Linked DNA regions of Homo sapiens: region 1 is linked to region 2. Evidence: read pairs that join two places in POLR2A ChIA-PET (ENCODE). Cell type or tissue: GM12878. All regions are shown on one strand. Each heading gives the region's core, and the rest is flanking DNA. Links, peaks and the distances in the headings are about the cores only. Region 1 overlaps CDK13 (cyclin dependent kinase 13). Region 2 overlaps RALA (RAS like proto-oncogene A).

Region 1 (7,870 bases), core at 2,729-5,228, 270 kb after region 2:
CTGCTGCATCAGCCTCCCAAAGTCCAGGGATTACAGGTGTGAGCCACCACATCCAGCCTGAAGCTTTTTTTGATGTCAGATAAATAAATCCTTTTCATTTTAGTGATTTCCACTTCACAACTTGTTCTTTGTCTTCATTTGAATCTTCAGTCCTCGGCTCATGCATTTCTTTTCATCAGTTCCCTCTTAGCTTTACTTTTTCCCCTGTATAATCTGTTTGCCGTATTTTCTTTACTACTTGACTGTTGGGGTGTGGAAGGTCACGTAATCTTGCTGACTGGCCCTATAATAAATGTGAGGGTGTGCTGAAAAGAGGGGAGGGTACCGTTTGTAGTGTTTTACTGTGTGCCAGGCATTGATAAATATTTAACATATATTGACCACCAAAATCCATGTGATAGTTGGAAACATTCCCATTGATGGATTGGGAAACGGGAGCTCTAAAAGGTTTTAAGCGATTTGTTCCAAGGTCAGCTTGGATTCAAACCCTAGGCTGATTTGAAAGTACATGCTCTTAATATTAAAGAGCATGGATTTTGGTTACAATATGAAGGTGGATTTTGGTTACAATATGAAGAATTCTAACAGCAGTCTATTCATTAAAGAACATGGGCCACTTACCACTTAAAGCATATGCTTTATTGAAATTTAGTTGGCATTCAGGGGCGCTGGCCACCTCACATAATGACCTGTTTTGGTGAAAAATCAGCTTCTGCTTGGGTATTTATGTGTTGGTTTCTGTTCCTTGGCCATTTTATCAGCATTTTGAAGATTTTAAAAGATGAATCTTCTAAAGATTCTTTCAGCTTATTTGTGTTTATTTGTAGTTTTTATGAACAATTGGGTTTAAATCTTGTGGATGTTTTTCCTACTTTGTCTTTACAAAGATTGGCTAAAAACATTTCTTGAAGACATTAATTACTCTTAGTTATTGGTGGTGGTTTTCCAGAATTATTTTGATCTGAAGTTACTGATGTCAGATTAAAATCCGTGCAAGAAATTATTATGTGTGTTTTGTTCTTTCTCTAAACCTATGGAAGTTCCATTCCACCAAGAAGCACAGAAGCATTCATTATGGAATAATAAGAACCTAAGAATCTGAAAAAGATGGGTGGACTCTAAATATAAATAAGAAAAATTATTGTTATATGTGGTACCTCTGTAATGGATTATTTAGTGTTTTGTCCTGAAAACTATAGTTCAAAAGTATATGAAATGAAGATATTCCGTAATGAAAAAAAAACTCAAAAAATATGCCACTGATTTAATATATACTTAATAGAAATAAGTCATGAAAATCCCTAGGTGAATGGAATTCTTAAAATGCTTTTAAAAAGTGTCAAAAAATAGGATACTAGAACAAATGGAGAAACTCTCAGAAGGGAATGGAAGTTTAGGTTAACTGTCTTAAATTTCCAAAGCTGTAATCATTATTTTCATTCTCAAAGTGATGGCCTTGTGTTTTGCTCCTTCTCTGACCAAACTTCACCTGACATTTACATCTACTCAGTCCTTATCACATTTCTTTTCCGCTAACGCTAATATTTATTTCTTTCCATTTCTATCACCATTTCAGGTTAATTAGCTAGACTTCATGTTACTGTGAACATTCTTCTCGTTTCATCCATTCTTCTCAGTTCATTCTGTATCAGGAGAGTTTTCTTAATATCTTTGTTTAGCTCATGTCACTCCCATTATATTAGAATTATTATTAGAATAAACCTAAACTTTTTTTTTTAGGGATAGTGTCTAGGTCACTTGCCCACCCTGGAGTGCAGTGATGATGTGATCATGGCTCACAGCAGCTTCGAACTCCTGGGCCCAGAGGATCCTCCTGCTTCAGCCTCCCGAGTAGCTGGGATTACAGGTGCATGCCACCATGCCTGGCTAATTTTTGTGTTTTTTGTAGTGATGGGTTTTACCATGTTGCTCTGACTTGTCTTGAACTCCTGGCCTCAGACAATCCTCCCGCCTGGGCCTCCCAAAGTGTTGGGATTACAGGCAAGAGCAGCTGTGCATGGCCAAGTCTAAACTTCCTAATGTTCCATCAGTTAATGCCTTTTATGATCTGGCTCCATTCTATCACAGTTCTGTTTTCAAAGACATTTTTATTTCTATTTTTATACTTGCTGTTCTGTTAGCTTAAATGATAAGAGACACTCCAAACTCTCTTTTGCTCTTCATCTCCAGCTTTGCATTTAAAACTCAGCTCAAAAATCCCACTGTCGTGTGTGTGTGTGTGTGTGTGTGTGTGTGTGTGTGTGTGTGTTTTGGTAGAGATGGTGTTTTACTGTGTTGCTCAGGCTGGTCTCCTGGGGTTGAACAATCCTCCTGTCCTTGCCTCCCAAAGTGTTGGGATTACAGGCATGAGCCAGTGTGTCCAGCCTTAAATCCCACTATCTTGAGACCTTTTTCCATTCATCTAGATAAAAGTTAGTTTTTTTTCCTGTGCCCCCACAGCACTTTATCTTTGTTGTAGAGTTTTAAAAAATTCTGTTTAATATCTGCTTAGTTGGCTGGCTGCCTTTGTGTTTTCCCTACTAGATTGTAAGCTCCTAGAGGACAAATTACAGAGCTTATTTATTGGTGGTTTAATTTAAATACATTTTTTCTCTACAGATTAGTGCAAACCAGTCTGCACAGATGCGAGTTATATCTGTAAACTTGCTTGGTATTTTGGTTTACATACACTCTCATACTCTAGGATAGGGCAGGTAATTGTTTCGATTTATAAGGAGGGAATTTAAGAACCTCCTTCTAGCTTCTACTTTATTAGAATGAGTAGAGGATGCTGGGAGTCACTTTAGTGTGAATGGAATAAATTCAGACCTAGTGTTTATATTTGCCCTCTGTTGTGCTGATCAAGATAAATTCTTGGTGCGTTTGAATTAATCTTTAAAGAGAAAATTTTCTGAGCAGACATTATGTCAAACTTATTTCCCAACTCTGAAAAATTGTAGCTATTTTTGAAAAACCAGTTGGAAGTGAATGTTGCTTAATATTCACATATAAGATAATTTTAATTTTTTCCTTTATTTTGGACTTTTTTTGTGTGAATATCATTTTGTTGTTGTTATTTTGGTTTTGGTTGGCTTTGTTTTCTATAAATTTATAAGCTTTGAAGTGGGTGTTGGAAGCAAAAGTACCAAGCTAAAATCAGAAGCATTACTTGTTTGCAGTGATTTTGTTCCTTGAATTCCTGCACATTTAAATTGTGGAAGAACCTAGTGTTTTTTATGTATTTGGAAAGTAAAATTGATGTACATTAGAGGATAAATATAGGTAAAACTGGAATGTAAGTAAAATGGAAATGAGGTTAGTGAGAGGAACCGAAAATGGTAAATGATCTACACGCCTCCCTGCTTTTCTGTTTGCATTTTCAGTTGCATAGGGGCACTTTCACTGGGATATTTTATTGGCATTCCAAACTCAATTTACCTAACATTAAATTATTTCACCTTTCTTAGAGTCATTTTTTTTCTGTTACTGCTCTTTATTATTTTTCACCTGTTTGCAAGCATAATAGAGGCTAATGGTAGAAATTTTCCGTTAGTATAGAAAAGTATAAGAGATTAAAAGGCCCCTTAGGTCCAGCTACCTGATGAGATGATCACTCATGACATTTTGATAAATATTTTTCTAGACTTTTTTATGCATATATGCACAGGGATGTATGATTTTTCCATAAGCGGGAACATGTAACAATGCTGTCTTGTAGCCTGTACTCCACAGTACAGCATACCATTTTTATTAGTAGCTCCTAGTATTCTGTTGTATGGATATAGCATAAATTGTTTGGCTGAATCCACTTTGATAAATTCTTAGTTTTGTTTTTTTTTTAATTTTTGCTATGTGTGTATATCTAAAGCAAATTTTTTTTTGTGTATTTGTTCCATTATCTTTAGATTGAATTTCCTGGGGATAAAATTTTTGAGGCAAAGGTGGTATATACATTTGTAACATTGATACACTTTCAAAATGCCTTTCAGAAGGCTTTTACAAATTTACATTTCCCAACAGTGTGGAATTACCCATTTCCTGAGTCTCACCAACACTTGGAGTTGTCACATATTCCATTATTGGTTTTTTTTGTTGTTTTGTATTTTTAGTAGAGATGGGGTTTTGCCATGTTGGCCAGGCTGATCTTGAACTCCTGACCTCAAATGATCTGCCCACCTTGGCCTTCCAAAGTGCTGGGATTATAGTTGTGAGCCCCTATTGGTGCCTGGCACCATTATCGTTTCATTCATTTGCATTTCTTTGATATTTAATAAGGTTTAATATATTTTCATCTGTTTACTGGATATTTTAATTTCTTTCTTTTTTTTTTTTTGCTCTTGTTGCCCAGGCTGGAATGGTGCGATCTCGGCTCACCGCAACCTCTGCCTCCCGGGTTCAAGCGATTCTCCTTCTTCAGCCTTCCGAGTAGCTGGGATTACAGGCATGCGCCACCATGCCCAGCTAATTTTGTATTTTTAGTAGAGACGAGGTTTTTCCATGTTGGTCAGACTGGTCTCGAACTCCTGGCCTCAGGTGATCCACCCGCTTCAGCCTCCCAGAGTGCTGGGATTACAGGCGTGAGCCACCGTGCCTGGCCTTTTTCTTTCTTTTTTTTTTTTAATTGAGACCGGGTCTCACTCTGTCACCCAGGCTGGAGTGCAGTGGCACCATCTGCTCACTGCAACCTCCACCTCCCAGCTCAAGTGATCTCTCACCTCAGCCTCCCGAGTAGCTGGGATCGCAGATGCATGCCAGCATGCCCAGTTAAATTTTTTATTTTTGGTAGAGACAGCGTTTCACCGTGTTGCCAAGGCTGGTCTCGAACTCTTGAGCTCAAGCAGTCTGCCTGCCTTGGCCTTTCAAAGTGCGGGGATTACAGGTGTGAACCACTGCACCTGGCCAGATGTTCTAATTTCTTGATTTTTTTTTTTTTAAATTAACTTGCAAGACCTACTTGTGTGTTATAGCTACTAACTTGTTTTTTTTTTTTTTTGCGGCATTAGCAAGTATTTTTCGTGAGCTTGTCTTTTATCTTTTAACCTTCTTTATGTAACGTTTTATTTTAGGACTAGGTTTTTGATTTGTCTCTGTGTGTGTGTGCACACGTGTGTTTTAAGTGGTAGTAGTTTCTCCCAGGTACCTAGTGTCAAACTTTAGTAGTACTTTTATCTCTTCATAGTTGTAATGAACTTCTTGTTCTGTAAAGTTTTTTCTTTTTTTTTTTTTTCCAGTGGTCTTTTGGTCCATACATTTATCTTGGAATGCTTTGTTAGTTCTGCTTGCTTTTAGATTTCTCTTTGAGCCCCTCCTGTTCTCTGCATTCAGATTTAAAATACCACTTTCATTTGATCATTTTTTTTTTTCTATAAGATACTTACAGAATCAAATACTTTTTTTTTTGAGATGGAGTCTCGCTCTGTCACCCAGGCTGGAGTGCAGTGGCACGCAGTGTCATGATCTCGGCTCACTGCAAGCTCCGCTTCCCAGGTTCACACTATTCTCCTGCCTCAGCCTCGCGAGTAGCTGGGACTACAGGCGCCCGTCACCACGCTTGGCTAATTTTTTTTGTGTTTTCAGTAGAGACGGGGTTTCATCATTTTACCCAGGATGGTCTTAATCTCCTGACCTCGTGATCCGCCCGCCTTGGCCTCTCAAAGTGCTGGGATTACAGGCATGAGCCACCGCATCTGGCCATCAGATGCTTTTAAAATTAATTTATTTATTTAAGATGGAGTCTCACTGTTGTCGCCCAGGCTGTAGTGCAGTGGCGTGATCTCGGCTCACTGTAACAACCTACGCCTCCTGGGTTCAAGCTGTTCTTCAGCTTTAGCCTCCTGAGTAGCTGGAATTACAGGCGCCTGCCACCATGCCTGGCTAATTTTTGTACTTTTAGTAGAGATGAGGTTTTGCCATGTTGGCCAGGCTGGTCTCGAACTCCTGACCTCAGGTGATCTGCCCACCTTGGCCTGTCAAAGTGCTGGGATTACAGGCGTGAGCCACCGCACCCGGCCAATTTATTTTTTATTGACAAATAATTGTATATGTTTATGTGTGTGATGTTTTGGTGTTTACCTGTGGAGGGCTTCAATCAAGATAATTAAGAAATCAGTCACATCACATACCTATTTTGGTGGTGAAAACATTTTTAAAATAATTTTTTTTTTAACACAGCTCGAAACAGCCATTGAAGAAAACATTTTAACTCTACTCTTTGGCTGGGCACAGTGGCTCACGCCTGTAATCCCAGCACTTTGGGAGGCCAAGGTGGATGGATTACTTGAGGTCGGGAGTTCAAGACCAGCCTGGCCAACATGGCGAAACCCCGTCTCTACTAAAAATACAAAACATAGCCAAGCATGGTGGCGTGTGCCTGTAGACCCCAACTACTCGGGAGACTGAGGCAGCAGAATAGCTCGAACTTGGGAGGCAGAGGTTGCAGTGAGCCGAGATCTCGCCACGACACTCCAGCCTGGGCACAAAGCAAGACTCTGTCTCAAACAAAAAAACTACTGTTTTGTCAGTATCAGAATATGCAGTGCATTATTGTAGTCACCATTCTGCCCAATAGATCGCTAAAATTTATTACTTCTGTCTATCTGAAACTTTGTGTCTTTTGATCAACATCTCCCTTTCCCTATACACTCCTCTCCCCTAGACCCTGGTAACCACCATTCTACTCCCTACTTCTATGAGTTTGAATTTTCTAGATTCCACATATAAGTGAGATCATGCAGTATTTATCTTCCTGTCACAAATGACATAATTTACTTCTTTTTTTTTTTTTAATTATACTTTAAGTTTTAGGGTACATGTGCACAACGTGCAGGTTAGTTACATATGTATACATGTGCCATGTTGGTGTGCTGCACCCATTAACTCATCATTTAACATTAGGTATATCTCCTAATGCTATCCCTCCTCCCTCCCCCTACCCCACAACAGTCCCCAGAGTGTGATGTTCCCCTTCCAGTGTCCATGTGTTCTCATTGTTCAATTCCCACCTATGAGTGAGAACATGCGGTGTTTGGTTTTTTGTCCTTGCAATAGTTTGCTGAGAATGATGGTCTCCAGCTTCATCCATATCCCTACAAAGGACATGAACTCATCATTTTTTATGGCTGCATAGTATTCCATGGTGTATATGTGCCACATTTTCTTAATCCAGTCTATCATTGTTGGACATTTGGGTTGGTTCCAAGTCTTTGCTATCGTGAATAGTGCCGCAATAAACATACATGTGCATGTGTCTTTATAGCAGCATGATTTATAATCCTTTGGGTACATACCCAGTAATGGGATTGCTGGGTCAAATGGTATTTGTAGTTCTAGATCCCTGAGGATTTGCCACAGTGACTTCCACAATGGTTGAACTAGTTTACAGTCCACCAACAGTGTAAAAGTGTTCCTATTTCTCCACATCCTCTCCAGCACCTGTTGTTTCCTGACTTTTTAATGATCACCATTCTAACTGGTGTGAGATGGTATCTCATTGAGGTTTTGATTTGCATTTCTCTGATGACCAGTGATGATGAGCATCTTTTCATGTGTCTTTTGGCTGCATAAATGTCTTCTTTCGAGAAGTGTCTGTTCATATCCTTCGCCCACTTTTTGATGGGGTTGTTTTTTTCTTGTAAATTTGTTTAAGTTCATTGTAGATTCTGAATATTAGCCCTTTGTCACTTGAGTAGATTGCAGAAATTTTCTCCCATTTTGTAGGTTGCCTGTTCACTCTGATGGTAGTTTCTTTTGCTGTGTGGAAGCTGTTTAGTTTAATTAGATCCCGTTCGTCAATTTTGACTTCTGTTGCCATTGCTTTTGGTGTTTTAGACATGAAGTCCTTGCCCATGCCTATGTCCTGAATGGTATTGCC
Region 2 (7,870 bases), core at 3,419-5,918:
CAGTCAATCAGGAAGTCCTATCAACTGTTTCTTCAAAATGTATTCCAAATAACATAGTGGTTAGGAGAGCAGGCTCCCTCAGTTTGAATTCTGGCTCGGTCTTGAGCAAGTTGACATCTGTGACCCAGATTCCTCATCTGTTAAATGAAGTTAAAATAGTACATATCGCCTAGGATTGTAAATATCTGAAATGTAGTACTCAGCTGAATTAGTATGTGCAGAGTGCTCAGAACAGTGCCTTGCACTTAGTGAGTGGTCAGTAAATGTTGGTTGTCCTCAGTATAGGTGGTATTAGTAGTTATACGGGAACTGGTAATACCATTGCTGCTGCTGCTGCTGCTGCTGTACCCCAAGCCTCTGTCCTCTCTTGCATGGATTACTGGGATAGCCTCCTATACTTTCAACTCTTGATACTTCCACTGTCCATTCTCTACACACCAACCAGGGTAATCTTTTTAAAAACACAAATTTTACCACTATCCTTCTTAAAAACTCCAGAGGCTTCCCATTGCAGTTCTAGTAAAATCCAAACACTTCCGGGGCCTTCAAGGCTTTTTGTGATTTGGCCTCTGCCTACCTGTCAATTTTACCTCCTCTTACTCTCCAGTCATTCACTAAGTGCTGTGGTTTAAATGTGTCCTGCAAATTTCATGTGTTGGCACTTTTTTTTTCTTTCTAAGACGGAGTCTCACTCTGTTGCCCAGGCTGGAGTGCAGTGGCACGATCTTGGCTCACTGCAACCTCCGCCTCCTGAGTTCAAACGATTCTCCTGCCTCAGCCTCCCTTGTAGCTGGGATTACAGGCACCTGCCACCACACCCCACTAATTTTTTTTGTATTTTTAGTAGATGTGGGGTTTCACCATGTTGGCCAGGCTGGTCTCCTGACCTCAAGTGATCCGCCCACCTCGGCCTCCCAAAGTGCTGGGATTACAGGCATGAGCCACTGCACCTGGCCATGTGTTGGAAATTTAATCCCCAAATTCATATGTTGATTGGCAGTGGGGCTTTGGGAAGTAATTAGGATTAGATAAGATCATCAGGGTAGGGCCCCCATGATGAGACTGGTGGCTTTGTAAGAGGCAGCAAACTTGCCCACTTGCCATGTGATGCCTTCCACCAGAAGCCATGTAGATGCTGCCACCATGCTCTTGGGATTCCCAGCCTTCAGAAGTGTAAGAGATAAATTTCTTTTTAAAAAATAAATTACCCAGTCTCAGATACTCTGTTATAGCAACAGGAAACAGACTGACACTAGGCTTCATGTACTCTGGCCTTCTTCTGCTTCCTAGAACATGCTCCCCACTCCCACCCTCTTCTAAGTTCTTTGTACTTGTTATTCCCTGTGTCTGGAGCGCTCTTCCCTCAGAGCTGACTGGTTTCTTCAAAACATTCAGGTCTCAGCTCAAATGCCACCTCTTCAGAGTCATCCTTGACCATCTGGTTAAAGTAGCTCCTCCCCCCATTGCTGTCTTATTTTTTTTCATTGCACTTAGCACTAATGGTATTTGCTTATTTGTGTATGTGTTTGTCTTAAGTTCCACATAGGCAGGGGCTATGGCTTGTTTATCATTCAAAACAATATCTAGACCAGGGCTTGGGAATTAAGTGGTGGAGTGCCAAGTCTTTTAAAATGGGGGTCGAGTAGTTTTTCCTTGGCAGAAGCTTCTTTTCCTGGATAGCCTCTTAATAGTCTGGAATGTGCAGCTCATAGTTATTAGGAAATGTTTGCACTTTGGAAAAACATCCTTGGAAATCTCTGTCTTTTCTGCTTCTGAGTCACAGATTGTGTTTTAAATTATTCTAGAAGGAAAAGTGTTTTAACCCAGTTGTAGTGACTGCTAAGTGTTTTCTTTTGAACACACACACACACACACACACACACACACACAACTCTTAGAGTATTAATTGATATGGTAATGCCCTGAGCTCATGTGATATGTACTGTTTTAAAAATAAAACAGTAGATATATTAGCTGTGACATGATTATAACTGCCAGCAAGTAATGATCATAATAAAGAAGTCACTTCCTGATGTATTTAGGAACACCAGCAACAGCATGCTTCATAAACTGGCTTAGACTTGGTATCTTTCAGACTTTTAGTTACCTGCAGTGTACTGTAATTTTCACTGTTTTTGAGCAGTGATAAGCACTCACAATCTAATGGTCATGTTCTCAATACCCAGGTAAAAGAGTGGCTGAATTTGTGTTTGTTGAGTTAAATTGAACTCTTAGCCTGTAAGTGTAAATTTTTTGCCATACGCTTAACAGTTCAAACTGCTTCTGCTAAAATGCTTTTGATAGAATGATAAGAACAGGATGAAAAAATGCATTTATGTATATGTGATCTCAGTTATGTTAAATGTAGATTGAAAGCAGTCTCCAAGGAGGTATGTTAGCCTGTTCATATTGCTAAATGGACAGTAGGATTATGGGGGATTTTTCTTAATACTTTTATATATTGGGCAAGCAGGCATATGGGAATGATTTATGGGTGAGACCTGAAGCCGCACCCAGTTCTTGGGTGCCCTGTACAGCCCGTATGTGAGGCACAGACCCATGGCAGATTGTCCTGGCCCATTTGTGATTGAACCTCTAGTAGCAAGAGCTGCTTTACACCGGTACAACCTAAAAGCAGGGGTGTCCAATCTTCTGGCTTCCCCGGGCCACATTGGAAGAAGAATTGTCTTGGGCCAGACATAAAATACACTAACGATAGCTGATGAGCTAAAAAAAAAAAAAAAAGAAAAAAAAAAGTTGCATAATGTTTTAAGAAAGTTTACAAATTTGTGTTGGGCATTCAAAGGGCCGCATGTGGCCCACGGGCCACAGGTTGGACAAGCTTGGCTTAAAGCATTTCTCAGGGTTAAGTCAGACTGCAAACATTTGTGTATTCATTCATTCATTCAATGCTTTTGCACTAAATGGCGGATTTTGCCAGCCATGTTAGTTACATTAAGCAGACTATTAACCCAAGTGAACATGGTCCTGAACTCACTGTTTCTGGTATACTAGAGGAATACTTATACTATTAAGTTGGTGCAAAAGTAATTGCGGTTTTGCCATTGAAAGTAATGGCCAAAACCGCAATTACTTTGGCGCCAACCTAATACATATTCAGGCAATTTCAACTTGTGATAAGGATTATGAAGGAAAAGTATCAGATGCTATCTGAGAGCACAGAGCAGAGGAGAACCTAATTTAGGTTGAGAGTTTCAGGTAAGGCTGAGACCCAAAAACCAAGAGGAGTTAGCCAGATGGAATAAGAATATGCCAGACAGAGGAAGCTGCATGGCAAAGGCCAAGAGGCTTAGAAAAGTGAAAAACAGAAGGAGACCGTTGTGGGTCTGATGCAGCTGAGCTAGGAAAGATTGGCCCAAGATAGAGAGGTAAACAGGAGGGGGCGTGGTTCTGGGAGCTGCAACTTAGAAAGCTGTTTGTGTCCGAAACAAGTCAAAGAGTTGCTGAGGACAAGGGGTGCAACCCCCTCAACCCCCAATAACAAAAAGTCTCTTTGCTTGGATCTCCACACACGTTCAGAGTGTTTGTTGTGGCCTCACAGGATTTTTTCTAAGGCCAAGTCAGCATGGCCGAAGGTCACTACAACTTCTGTAAGAACCTGGCCTCTCCACACTGAGTGTAAAAATGTATTAAACAGTGGATGCTCTGAGAAAAGTGAAGGCATGCTAGATCCAAGCATTTAAGTTAGATTGGCCAGCCATCCCAAGAAACAGATGTTCCAGTAATCTGTTAGTTGGGGTATACAGTGTTGAATTCTGTTTATAATTCTACCACCAAGTTGTTGGGATGGGATGTCTTCTTCTATAAAATAGCAGTAAGTAAGCATTTCAATGAGGTCCTTAATGTGAGGCATGATGTAGTAAACACATTAGCAGTCTTTTTTTGGTCACTTGTTTCTTACTCAAGAGAAACATCTTGGTCGGGGGTGCGGTGGCTCACGCCTGTAATCCCAGCACTTTGGGAGGCCAAGGCAGGCGGATCATTAGAGGCCAGGAGTTTGAGACCAGCCTGGCCAACATGGCGAAACCCTGTCTCTACTAAAAATGCAAAAGCTAGCCAAGCATGGTGGTGCGCGCTTGTAGTCCCAGCTACTCAGGAGGCTGAGGCACAAGAATCGCTTGAACCTGGGAGGTGGAGGCTACAGTAAGCCGAGATCACGCCACTGCACTCCAGCCTGGGCGACAGAGCGAGACTCCGTCTCAAAAAAAAAAAAAAAAAAGGAAGAAACATCTCTTTAATTATTGCCAATATAAATTAGTGTGAAAACAAAGAGATCCTTTAGCCTGCTTTCGTATCTGTGTGGACATATTGCAGTGCAGCTGATACCCCATTATTGTCAGCATGCAGTTGTACTGGGAAATTTTCACTTTTGATCATAGCTCATTACTGAAACCCAACTATTTTAAGAGAAATGCCCTTGAGTCATAGGCTTGTTTTATTGCCATGGTATTCTCTGATAAATGGTTCATGGTTTTTCCCCTAAGTGAGCATACTTCATTTGCCATCTGTTTAAAATCACTACAGATTGAAAACTAGTATATTGAACTCTAAGGACATATCTCTTTCTTACACTGGAATTCTAAAGAAGAATGTACTGAGCATTACTTATTCTTTCATTCTTCTTAGATTCTTCTTAATCCTTTGGTGAAAACTGAGACACAAAATGGCTGCAAATAAGCCCAAGGGTCAGAATTCTTTGGCTTTACACAAAGTCATCATGGTGGGCAGTGGTGGCGTGGGCAAGTCAGCTCTGACTCTACAGTTCATGTACGATGAGGTAAGTGCTAATTTTATAATGGATCAAAGTTTAGGCTTTCAGAGAGTATTTCCCTAGCTTAGTTTTGGTGCTATTTTGTATGGATTGTTTGAATCCTTGAAATTACTAATAATTTTTTTTTCATTTTTGTGTTTAGAGCCATCTGTACATAACTTGATTTTACAAATCAGGAACTTATGGTCCTTAAAAACCTCAGGCTTTAAAAACAAAGCTAAACTAAAAACAGTACGCCTTTTTTTAGTAATCTAACTTTAGCTTTTTTGTTTTTAGGTTTTATTGGCGATTCCTACCTTTAATTAATAGAAGTGGTGTGTATAATACTTAAGAGAGACTTGAGGTTAACATATATAAAATATCTTTTAGGCTGGGCACGCACGGTGGCTCACGCCTAATCCCAGCACTTTGGGAGGCCAAGACAGGCAGATCACAAGGTTAGGAGATCGAGACCATCCTGGCTAACACGGTGAAACCCCGTCTATACTAAAAATACAAAAAATTAACTGGGCATGGTGGCGGGTGCCTGTAGTCCCAGCTACTCGGGAGGCTGAGGCAGGAGAATGGTGTGAACCTGGGAGGCGGAGCTTGCAGTGAGCCGAGATCGCGCCACTGCACTCCAGCCTGGGCGACAGAGCAAGACTCCATCCCAAAAAAAAAAAAAAATTCTTTTAATAAACTTGATGAAAAAGTCGTTTATTGTGTGTTTGGCATGGCACTACATTCATCATTAAGCAGGCCAAGTCACTAAAATTTATAATTACCACACAGGTTACAGATTTGTATGCATGTATTCATATCAGACTTCATCATCCCTGAGTTAAGGTGTAGCCTATATATAGCAATATAGTCTTTCCCTGCAGGAATGTTATCAAGTCTTAATGATTTAAGAGTTGGTAATCCAATGTAAGCATTTATCCTCACTTCTGTTTTCTCCCAACAAAAGCCAGGTTTTATGGTTGCAGACAACTTAGTCCTCGTAACAATCTTGTGTGGGAGATGGTGATATCCCCATTTTACAGATGTGAAAACAGAACCTCAGAGAGTTACCCAGCTTACCCAAGAAAAGTGATCTGTGATGAGCAACAAAGTGTTAAACCTAGTCTTTTGACTAAAAATATCCCTACAGATTTTTCCCACCCCATGTCTTTATCTCTTTTTTTACCTTTTATTTTTTTTAAATAGAGACCAGGTTCTCACTCTGTTGCCCAGGGCGATCCTCCCACCTTGGGCTCCCAAAGCTGGGATTACAGGTATGAGCCAGTGCACCCAACCCCCCATGTCTTTTTCTGTTGCCTGTGTCTCACCATTCTTTTTACACACATACATAAAACCCTTAAATCTGTCAGTTGCCATGCTTGTTAGTGAGCGAATTAAAAAGTTTAGGGAAGGCGTAGGCTGGAGAATCACTTGAGGCTAGGAGCTTGAACCAGCTGGCAACAAAGTGAGACCCTGTCTCTATGAAAAAATTAAAAAATTAGCTGGGCGTGGTGCTGCATGCCTGTTTTCCTAGTTACTTAGGAGGCTGAGGCAGGAGGATCATTTGCATTGGAGGTCACAGTGAGCAATGACTGTGCCACTGCATTCCAGCCTACACAACAGAGCAAGACCCCTGTCTCTTAAAAAAAAAAAAAGTTTGTGGAGAGTGGATTGAAATGGTACTTTAAATGAAATTACTGATTTATTCATTGAATTCTTTGTTTCATACTGTTTATTTAAGAGCTAATCTTCTCTCAGACTAATCCTTAAATCAGTCTCCTCTTGACAATAAGGAAGCCAAAAGTAAGAATATTCACATGCCTAATTTTTTTTTTTTTTTTTTTAAAGATAACGTCTTGCTCTGTTGCCCTGGCAGTGATGCAGTCTCAGCTCACTGCAACCTCCACCTCCCAGGCTCAAGCGATCCTCCCATTTCAGCCTTCCAAGTAGCTGAGACTATAGGCATGTGCCACTATGCCCAGCTAATTGTTGTATATTTTTGTAGCGACGGGGTGTATCCGTCTGTTCTCACACTGCTATAAAGAAGTACCTGACACTGGGGTAATTTATGAATAAAAGAGATTTAATTGACTCACAGTTCCACAGGCTTAACAGGAAGCATGACTAGGAGGCTTCAGGAGACCTGCAATTGTGGCAGAGGGTGAAGGGAAAGCAAGTGCATCCTCACATGTTGGGACAGGGGAGGGAGAGAGAGAGAGTGTGAGCGAGCACACGCGAGCAAGGGAGGAAGTGCCACACACTTTAAAAACCATCAGATCTCGTGAGAACTCACAATCTTGAGAACAGCATGAGGGAAATCTGCCCCCATGATCCAGTCACCTCCCACCTGATCCCTCCCCCAGCATTGGGAATTACAGTTCAACATGAGATTTGGGTGGGGACACAGAGCCAAACCATATCACGGGGTTTTGCCATGTGTCCCAGTCTGATCTTGAACTAACTCCTGGGCTCAAGTGATCCACTCACCTCAGCCTCCCTAACTGCTGGCATTACAGGCATGAGCCACCACACCCAGCCCACATGCCTAACTTGTAATGAATGACTAAGCACATTAATAGCATGTAAATGTGGTGGAATGTTATTTAACTTTTACAGTTACAAATACACTGTGTCCATTTTTAAAATAATTATTTATTGAGTATCTCCCATGTAACAGGCACTGTTATAGGCTTTAGAGATATAATGATGAATAGCATATGCAAGGTCCCTGCTCTGAGGGGTTAAATTCTAATGACAAGATACAGTCATAGCAAATAAATAAGAATGTATCAGATAATGAAAATATTTACAAGAGCTAATAAAAAACCCACAAATGTCTGTGTGTAAATGAATACATGCTAACAATGATATCAAAAGATAGGCCGGGCCTGGTGGCTCACACCTGTGATCCCAACACTTTGGGAGACCAAGGCAGTAGGATTATTTGAGCCCAGGAGTTCAAGACCAGCCTGGGCAACATAGTAAGGCCTTGTCTGCGTACATATACACATACTTATCATCTGCCTGCCTACGGTTTATCAAGGTATATTAAAGTGAGATTTATGGGGCTGACGATAGGAGTGGGAATGTAAAGTTGTT

The links. ChIA-PET counts read pairs that join two places held together with the same protein. Peaks named below come from ENCODE experiments on the same cell type or tissue, not always from the same donor. Only the 100,000 strongest peaks of a DNase experiment are listed, where the experiment ranks them.
Region 1: POLR2A ChIA-PET joins it to region 2 with 6 read pairs; 2 of 35 experiments call an interaction of 5 or more read pairs at or near these places.

The regions. Positions count from the first base shown.
Region 1 is chr7:39,954,864-39,962,733 of GRCh38, forward strand. The region is part of intron 1 of CDK13 (cyclin dependent kinase 13); the gene reads left to right. Among named protein-coding and RNA genes, the nearest start is that of CDK13, 8.5 kb to the left of the region's middle. In GM12878, for the core only: no CTCF peak of the experiment used is centred there; no DNase peak of the experiment used is centred there; H3K4me3 peaks cover 1,471 bases.
Region 2 is chr7:39,681,984-39,689,853 of GRCh38, forward strand. It overlaps RALA (RAS like proto-oncogene A), which reads left to right. Exons shown (of 5, transcript NM_005402.4): 2 at 4,648-4,798. The coding sequence starts at 4,685. Among named protein-coding and RNA genes, the nearest start is that of LINC00265, 48 kb to the right of the region's middle. RefSeq lists an enhancer at 6,847-7,141. In GM12878, for the core only: no CTCF peak of the experiment used is centred there; a DNase peak (open chromatin) is centred at 4,408; H3K27ac peaks cover 879 bases.